Regions from separate parts of the Homo sapiens genome. Here region 2 is linked to region 1. A link is a contact called in ENCODE Hi-C or POLR2A ChIA-PET data. All regions are on one chromosome and are shown on one strand. The core of a region is the stretch at or near the end of the contact, and the rest is flanking DNA. Distances in the headings are between cores, read along the strand shown. Region 1 overlaps LAMA3 (laminin subunit alpha 3). Region 2 holds the start of TTC39C (tetratricopeptide repeat domain 39C).

The links. Hi-C counts contacts between places; a loop is a spot of excess contacts on that map. ChIA-PET counts read pairs that join two places held with the same protein, here RNA polymerase II (POLR2A). Pooled maps may share reads with other maps.
Region 2: a map of prostate gland shows a loop between it and region 1 (3-fold over the local background). The contact joins the promoter of TTC39C here to the enhancer-like site in region 1. A Hi-C loop is called at or near these places in 9 of 168 maps with a recorded cell type or tissue (CD4-positive, alpha-beta T cell, CD4-positive, alpha-beta memory T cell, CD8-positive, alpha-beta T cell and 6 more), 8 of 37 single-sample maps with no recorded cell type and 12 of 50 pooled maps. POLR2A ChIA-PET finds 5 or more read pairs at or near these places in 6 of 52 experiments (CD4-positive, alpha-beta memory T cell, OCI-LY7, activated CD4-positive, alpha-beta memory T cell and 3 more).

Annotation. Positions count from the first base shown.
Region 1 is chr18:23,924,930-23,929,230 of GRCh38, forward strand. LAMA3 (laminin subunit alpha 3) reads left to right here. Exons shown (of 75, transcript NM_198129.4): 63 at 3,194-3,311; 64 at 3,696-3,836. Among named protein-coding and RNA genes, the nearest start is that of LINC02958, 55 kb to the right of the region's middle. Within about 2 kb of position 2,907, at least 2 of the 41 ENCODE cell types and tissues checked have a DNase peak (open chromatin) inside an H3K27ac peak, as active enhancers do; they include prostate gland, where a contact is called at or near this core.
Region 2 is chr18:24,012,450-24,016,472 of GRCh38, forward strand. It overlaps TTC39C (tetratricopeptide repeat domain 39C), which reads left to right and starts at 2,305. Exons shown (of 14, transcript NM_001135993.2): 1 at 2,305-2,589. The coding sequence starts at 2,423. It overlaps TTC39C-AS1 (TTC39C antisense RNA 1), which reads right to left and starts at 3,011. Exons shown (of 6, transcript NR_110796.1): 1 at 2,855-3,011; 2 at 468-592. RefSeq lists silencers at 1,542-2,461, 2,542-2,721.

The DNA of each region.
Region 1 (4,301 bases), core at 1,657-4,156:
CCTCTAAAGCAAAATTCTAAGGAATAGTCAGCTGTTCTGGGTGTTGCCTCATCCCTGTGGTGAAGTCTTTGGTGGCCCAGAGATTCCTGAAACTGCCATTGGGCATGAGTCACTGGGAGGTGGGGTGGGCACAGAGGAGTTCCATGGATAATCCACAGCCAAGCTCTGTAGGGGCAACCAGCCAACGCTTCCAGAGCAGGGAGGTGTTCTGGTCCCTGGCATAAATGGAGGGACCTTTTAGACAAAGTTCTCAAACCTAACCTGGAGCAAGGCAAGCAAGTGTAATCACTAAATCAGCTTTGCTCAAGGGATTTTGTGCACGTTTTGTTTCTTCCCCCTCTCACTGTAGTGTTTCTTCTGGGAATGGGGACCCAGATCTTGGAATGGCTTGTTTCCGATTATAATCAGAAATCATTCTGTTAATCCCATCTCCTACCCAGGAGAAGAGCAAATCATCCCTGGTAATGCCAGAGGGTGTGACACCAACAAGGGCATTTTTCTTGAGGACCTACACCATTGTTTACAGAGTGTGATTATACACACTAAAATGAAAATGATCCAAAAAGTAGATCTATTGAACATCGACTAAGTACCCAACACCAAGATTAGGGCTGCCTTTTGTTCTTTTTGCTCTCTGAAGTCGGCCTGCAACAGCCATGGAGCTGGCTAAGCTTTTGTGGACAGATTGGCCCAAAGTATACATAAATACCCCAACGCAGGAACCCACCAACACAACAACTCATGCCCCAGTGCAATCACATTCCTCTAGCAAGTATGTTCAGACCCTGTATCCTGGAGTAAATGTAGAACTGTAGGTCCTCAGGTAAGCCAAGGTAACAAGAATCCCCCCAGGAATAGTGGAAGTAAATCTCTTCCATTTTAACACTTCTGCTGTAGGTAACTCTTCTAGAAAAAGGCATGATCACTTCCAAGTGCTGCAGGAATACCAACTGTAAGTGTAAAAAGCAAGGGCTTCAAGCCTCACTAACCTGTGTGACACACTGACAGTACAGACCCCAGCTCTACCACTTACCAGCTGTGTGACCTTAGGCAAGGCCTTAACCTCTTAATGCCTCATTGCTACATCTATAGTATGGGCATAGTAGCTGCCTATCTCTTAGGGTGGTTGGAAGATTCAGAGTGTGTAAAGGAATTAGCAGAGGTCAGCACATGGTCAGTGCTCAATAAATGTTAGATAAGAAAACCTGCCCTTCCTGCACATGTATCCTAGAACTTAAAATAAAATAAAATAATATAAAAGAGAAAATACCTCCCTCAAAAGCTTATTGTAAGTTGGATTCATAGAGCTTCGTGCAAAATAGGTGGTCTGTATCTGTTAACTGCCTTTCTCTCCTACTATTTTCCTTTTCTGCAACCTTCTTTCTTTGACCAATAATCTATGGAGAGAGGGACATCTGGAATGTCGTTGTCCAAGAGATATGTTGAAACCCAAAGAAGAATTGACCTAAAACCATGTATAAATAGGCAAGCTCCAGGAATGGAAATGAACCCTCCTCCTCTTCTGAGGCAAAAGGCCATCTTTATAAAATAATTAGGCTTATACTGTAATGCCAGTGAGGATTTGTTTCTTTCTTTTCCTTTTAATGAAATTTAATTTTAGGTCTATTACAGGTAGCTCAACTGTTTCTAATGAATTGGATTAAAATGAATGCAGACACCTTTCCATTTAGAAAAGTAAGCTGCATTAGGGATTTAGAATGAAATCAGCTTTGGGTTTTCTTAGTACATCATTTGTTTAAGAAACACAAATATTTGCCTGGACTTCAGTTAGTTCATGTGTGTGAATGCTTTATGTGCATTCAGCTCCAGACAGATCCAGAAGTCAAATCGAAGGGGAAATGCCCTGGGGCCATGTAGAAAGAGCTGCTTTAGAAATTGCTCTCATTATATAAGAGCAGTAATATGGGAGTAGTTACTAACTTGACGATCTCACATTGAGTCCTTACTCTGTACAAAACACTGTTTGAGTGTGTTACACATATTAACTTTCTTAGACTATGACAGCCCTATGAAACAGATTCACATATTCCCATTGTCTAAATGAGGAAACAGGCACGGAGAAAAGTTGCCTGTTCAATCAGAAGGGACAGAACTTGAACCCAGGCAATTTGGCTGGTCCAGAGCAGCACAATTTTGCCTCTCAGAAACACCTGCTGAGCATTCACGTCCAGGTGCCATGCACTGCTGCAAGCTCTTGCTGTACGTTAACTTGTTTTTTTGGTTTTGTTTTTGTTTTTTGAGGCAGAGTCTCGCTTTGTTGCCAGGCTGGAGTACAGTGGCACGATCTCAGCTCACTGCAACCTCCGCCTCCCGGGTTCAGATGATTCTCCAACCTCAGCTCCCGGGTAGCTGGGACTACAGGTGCCTGCCACCACGTCCAGCTAATTTTTGTATTTTTAGTAGAGTTAAGTTTTCACAATGTTGACCAGCCTGATCTCGAACACCTGACCTCAAGTGATCCACCTGACTTGGCCTCCCAAAGTGCTGGGATTACAGGCATGAGCCACCCCACCCGGCCCGTTAATTTTTTAAATCCTGGCAATAACCCTTTGCCCACAGGTAGGAGGTGGTAGATACAGCAGCATATGAACCCAGACAATGTGTTCCATTGTTTCAGCTTGGCATTGGTTAAATCAAGCTACGTTTTTCATAATTGAATAGAACCAAAAAGTAACACTTTGTTTCTTCTGACTTTACAGTGGCTAACTTAACAGTGAACAGAAAAAAAAGAGCAAAAGGTTTTCTAGAGCACTCCTGGTTCCTACAAATGATTTATTACTTTATTAATATATATGTATATCATATATCATCTATTAACTTATTAATACATGTCCTATCCACCTGCAATGCCGTGACTCCAGCGGGGAGGGACGGGCAGTTCTAGATATTGTGCATGTTCTCTGTCTCTTTACCTTTTGCGGCCACTGGCCATTCTTCTGTTAACATTGTTGTCTGCATTTTTAAAGCTGGGAATGTAAACTTACACAGAAAGGAAGTCAGTTCTCCCAGCATCATAAAATAAGTAGCATTATGGGAATCCCATGGGAAAGGATAAACATAAAACACCTACTCATTTATGGGTGAAAAGTACTAAAGAGCACAGCGTTTCAGCTCTGATTTCACGTGAGCCTGACATGATCCATCTCTTCCTTTTATCTGTGTTCGTAATCAGATTTAACATTTCTACGCCTGCTTTCCGAGGCTGCATGAAAAATTTGAAGAAAACCAGTGGTGTCGTTAGATTGAATGATACTGTGGGAGTAACCAAAAAGTGCTCGGAAGACTGGAAGGTAAGTGAAAGTTCAGAACCTCGTGAAGGAGTGCTTCCCAGCCAACCCACCTTCCGTATCCATTAACGCAGCAACTTTTGACTTCTTTCTGATAGCACACAGTGTTACAGTGAACTGGCTCATATACACTCCCCATGTGCTTGCAAGATGCTGAACCTTTTCAGGTTTGCACATTAACTTTGTAGGAAAGTAGGAAGACCAACTATATACACAAAAACTTACAGATGATTGCTGACTTATTATGCAGAAAAGTAAGCTCTCTTTCTTTCTGAGGTTACATAAATCACATTAATCAGTTTGAGTAAAGTGAGATAGGGTAAGGTACTGTATTTCAGCCAAGAAATGATTACAATGCCAGTAATTTATTCCATGTTTGCATTTCAGCTTGTGCGATCTGCCTCATTCTCCAGAGGAGGACAATTGAGTTTCACTGATTTGGGCTTACCACCTACTGACCACCTCCAGGCCTCATTTGGATTTCAGACCTTTCAACCCAGTGGCATATTATTAGATCATCAGACATGGGTATGCAGTAGTGCATTAATATCAAACAAGATTTAAACCTGACTCAAAGTTTGATGTTAAAAACAACAGAGAGATTTAGAAAGTGGTGGAGTTGTACATTTTTTCTATCATCACACAGTAAATGCTATTGTATAGTTCAACCATAAACGTTATTCCCCACTCTGGGGTAGGTCCTCAAAGAAATCAAGTTTAGAAAGTAACATTATAATTTACAGAGTTGCATTTGTGTGTACTCGCGGACTCATTTTTATTCTTTTCAGGTATATTTTATAATAAGAGTTAAGGTGGATTATAACTACTGTAGTTAATAATGTAGCTTAAAGTTTCAGAGCTCAGAAAGAAAATCAGAGTGTGTCCCTATGATTTCTTTTTGATTGCATTAAAGGTAGCTCTCTCCAGATTGCCTTTTTGCAGCAGCAGCAGCAGCAGCTAGTTGGACAATATTTATACCTGGGGAATTGGAGA
Region 2 (4,023 bases), core at 1,055-3,554, 87 kb after region 1:
TGCTCTGACTTTGCTCACCCCTCCCCACATCCTCAGCTGCAGGGCCTCAAGTATAACTCATAAACATAGTGTCATCAATTCCTTGAAATTCTTGTTTTTTCTTCCCAGTAATAGGGACATACAGGACTGTGCTTGGCTGTCTTTCTCAGTTGGGGGACTGCAGGCTATCTCCTATGTCTGATATTTTGCTCTTGGCTTCTCTCCCTTATTGACTAGACTGCTTCAGGGATCTGGGCAAATGGTTCCACAGATCCAAAGTTCCAGCAGCCTGTAAGTGCATGTTGTCAGGGTGACCTCGGGCAGTGTGTGGCCAGGGGAGCCCTCCATGCCAATGGCCTCATGTGGGCCTCAATGAGCAGTACAGTCCCTAAGACCTGCGTTTGAGGGCCCTGCCCATCAAAACACACACACACACACACACACACACACACACACACGCATAAATTTATTTAAAAACATACAAGCACCTCTGTAACTTGGGATCTGGCATTCAGTGCTGCCTCAGTGGGGTGCATAACCCTCAACATCCATTCTCATGATTGATGCCATGCAGGCTCCAGGGAACGCTTCTTCTCATCTTTAGCTCAGTGCCCTAAAAACAAAAGGTTACAGCCTCTCAGTGCCATGAAGGATGGTGACACTGCTGATGTTTGAGACTAACATTATGTTAAATCCAAGAAAACCTAGATTTTCTTTTAAAGGTCAGCTTGTCAAATCCTTCTTCTCAGACAGCATGAATGCAGTGACTCCTGCATTACAACGTACTGTTTCCCAAGGATGTGAATCGTCCATTTTCTTGCTTCTGTCAGTGTTCCAGTTTGTGGTTCCAGATGTACTCAAGAATTAGCATGGCTTTGCAACAGTTACACATGACACTTAAGGAGTGGCAGTAATTCTTATTACTCTAAAATTTCTATTTATAAAAGTTGAAAATCCTGTATGGATTTAGATATTCTTATAAGGGATGGTACAATTTACAAAATAAGTAAAAGCAACTTACATGACAAAATTATTTTGCATTTTTCTGTAATAACTTATTATATTGGTCCCATGATAATGGATGACATAATGTTTAAAATTCAGGAGTTATTTCTAAACCTGAGGATTGCTTTCATTTAAAAAAAATTCTGTTATAAATGTTTCAGCAAAGTTTCTTCAAGTTGAAATTAATAAACTACACTCTAAAAACGACAGCGACTCAAGGAAGGTTGTCCAATTTGGCATTAGAGCATAATCTTGATTGCAACACTACATTAAGGGATTTTGCTAAATTAGAGAAAAATAAATTTGTGGAAAAAACATAAAGATGATTTATGAATTGCTTGTCTCTAGAATATTAGGCATCCAGATATCACCAGCCCATCATCAGAACAGTGAGACTTCTGTGATAATGGTTAAATTCAGTCACTTTTGATGTTTTGCTGACATTTGGTCATATGAACGCCAAAGCTTTGCAAGAATAATTGGCAGTGTGAGAATAGAACACACTTTGGCAGCTGAATTTATAACTTTTAAATATTTGGGCACATGGCATATAGGCCTCCATTTCTCCTCCTGCCCCACTGCGCAAATGTTGGTGGCGGGCTGGAGTGGGTGGTACCGGGATCCGAGGGGCTCTGCCTTGCAGTCCCGCAGCGCGGGGCTCCGGGGAGCTGCGGGGCAGGTGCCAGAGACCCCGCCCCCGCCGCCCACCTCCTCGGGAATTGGCTGCCCTGGTCCTAGGGGGCGGCCCCAGGGTCGGGATGAAGTCTGGGGTCGCGGGCGCGGGCTGCGTGGGGTTTCAGTTACTCGTGGAGTTTCAGTTACTCGTGGACAAAGCGCCGCGCGCTAGCATAGCGGCCCGGGCGGAGTTCCCCTTCCCTTTCCCTTTCCTTCCACATCCGCACGCTCGTTCTCCCTCCGCGCCTTGCCCTCCTCCCGACTCCTGGGTCCGGCCCCTTCGGGGGAGGGTGGGGCGCTCGGGTCTCCGGGTCTCGCGTGCGTGTGTCCGAGCAGTCCTGGGCGGTGGGCGAAGGCGCGGCTTGGGGACCCGGGAGGGGCCGGGGCGCGGGGGCTGCAGGAAGTGGAGGCGGCCGCCGCTCGGGGACCGGCTTGGCGGGGTGAGAGACACCCGGAAACGGATTCCGCTTCGGGGCCCGCGCGAGTTGGGTGCTTCGGAGGGCGCGAGAGGAGCGGGCGGGTGCTGCTGAGTAATCCCCGCGGCGGCGGCCGGACGCCCACCTCCCACGCCGCGCCGCAGCCGGGCCGCGGCTCCTCCCTCCGCGGTCCTTCCCTCCTCTTCCCTCCCGTCTTCTCCCCTCCCCTCCCCTCCCCTCCCGGCTCCGCTTGGCTCCGGGCAGGTAGAGCCGGGCTCCGGGCGCGCGCGGGGCCGCAGCAGCTGCTCCCGATCTCGCCTCGGCCCAGCGCAGGGCCTCGCACGCCCATGGCCGGCTCGGAGCAGCAGCGGCCGCGGCGGCGGGACGACGGAGACTCGGACGCGGCAGCGGCGGCGGCGGCGCCCCTGCAGGACGCGGAGCTGGCCCTGGCCGGCATCAACATGCTGCTCAACAACGGCTTCAGGGAGTCGGACCAGCTTTTCAAACAATACAGGTGACCCACGCGTCCCCGATTCCCCAACCCTGCAGCGCGCACCTCGTGTCCGGCTCACGCGCCTCGACCTGCGGCCCCCGGGAGCCCCCTCCCCCTCCTGTCGGTCACCGATTCCGGTCCTCAGGTCTCCTCCCTGGCAAGATCAGCCAGAGGGAATGCGCCTCTGCCACATCTCCTCGTCCACCCCCTACCCCCGGCTCCGTTGTCCTTTCCCTCCCGGGACCCGCCGCGCGCCCGCCCCGCGCGCCCGCAGTCCCCCTCTCACTTTCTCCCAGCCTCGCCCTCCCACAGACGTGCCCGGTGCCGGTAGGCTCCTCTCTGCAGGGCAGCTGGCTTTGGGACCGGATGAGATTTGAGGCAGCAGCGAGCCTGGGACCCGGGCTTGTCGTGACTCTGGCTCGCGTGCTGCCCCGGCAGCCTTTGTGACACGGAGCCCTCCGGCTGCCTGCTCCTCGCGCCTCGCATGGCTCTGCAACATTGTGCAATTCCAGACGCTTTTATTGTTTGAAAACAGATACGCACAATTGCTTTGCCGTGCAGGAATTTAAAAATTTCAGCTCAACTCTGCCCACTCATCTCTCTGCCTTGTCTTCTGCAAACTCAGTCCTCAAAATGAGTTCCTGATGTCTTTCAAGCAGGCGTTATTTATTAAGAATTTTTCCAACGTAAATAAAGGAAGGAAGAAAATGGAGGGATTTTTAAAAAGTATGAGAATGGTAGGAAAACACGTGTGTTCAGTTAATTTTTTATTTGTCTTTTAAAAAATAAAGCGAAAGAACTGAAACCTGGTAGTTTTCCTGTGGGAGTGGAAGGAACCTTCATTTCTTTGGGGACCTGGAGTGTTTGTTCTCGGGTTGAGGAAGCAAGTTTGTGATTTGCCGTCTGATTGTTGACGAGCCTTAAGGACGTTGATTAGCAGCTTTCCCCAACACGTTTAAGGACCACATGCTTCACGCTATGGAGACCCTGTAGTTTGGTTGGAATGAGAGGACCAATGTACAACTGTGACCGGGAGACAGAGTCTGTAAGAATGAGAATGCCTAAAGTCTCAGACCTCAGAGAATGGTGGTTTCTACCCAGCAGAGCTTCCACCTTCTTAATGGCGAAGCAAGTATCTCACAACTGTGAACTTTTCACTAAAGCCCTTTTACTTTTAAATCGGTGATTTTTTCCCCCCTTTGGTCTGAAAGTAAAAACAACTTCGCTTTACTTAGAACATTTCATTTTTAAAGCATACAGGTCTGGTTTCAAGATGGAGTTTCATCAAAGGCTGTTGATGGGGGATTTAAAAGGTTTACTTGTCACACAATTTCTCTTTTGTAGTTTTTAAGAAGCCCTCAGGAAAAAAGGTGTGAATATTTCCTGTACCGTGCTATGATTCCTTTTTTAGACTACCAGTTTGTGTCGTATGAGAGAAGGATGGAGATAGTTGTA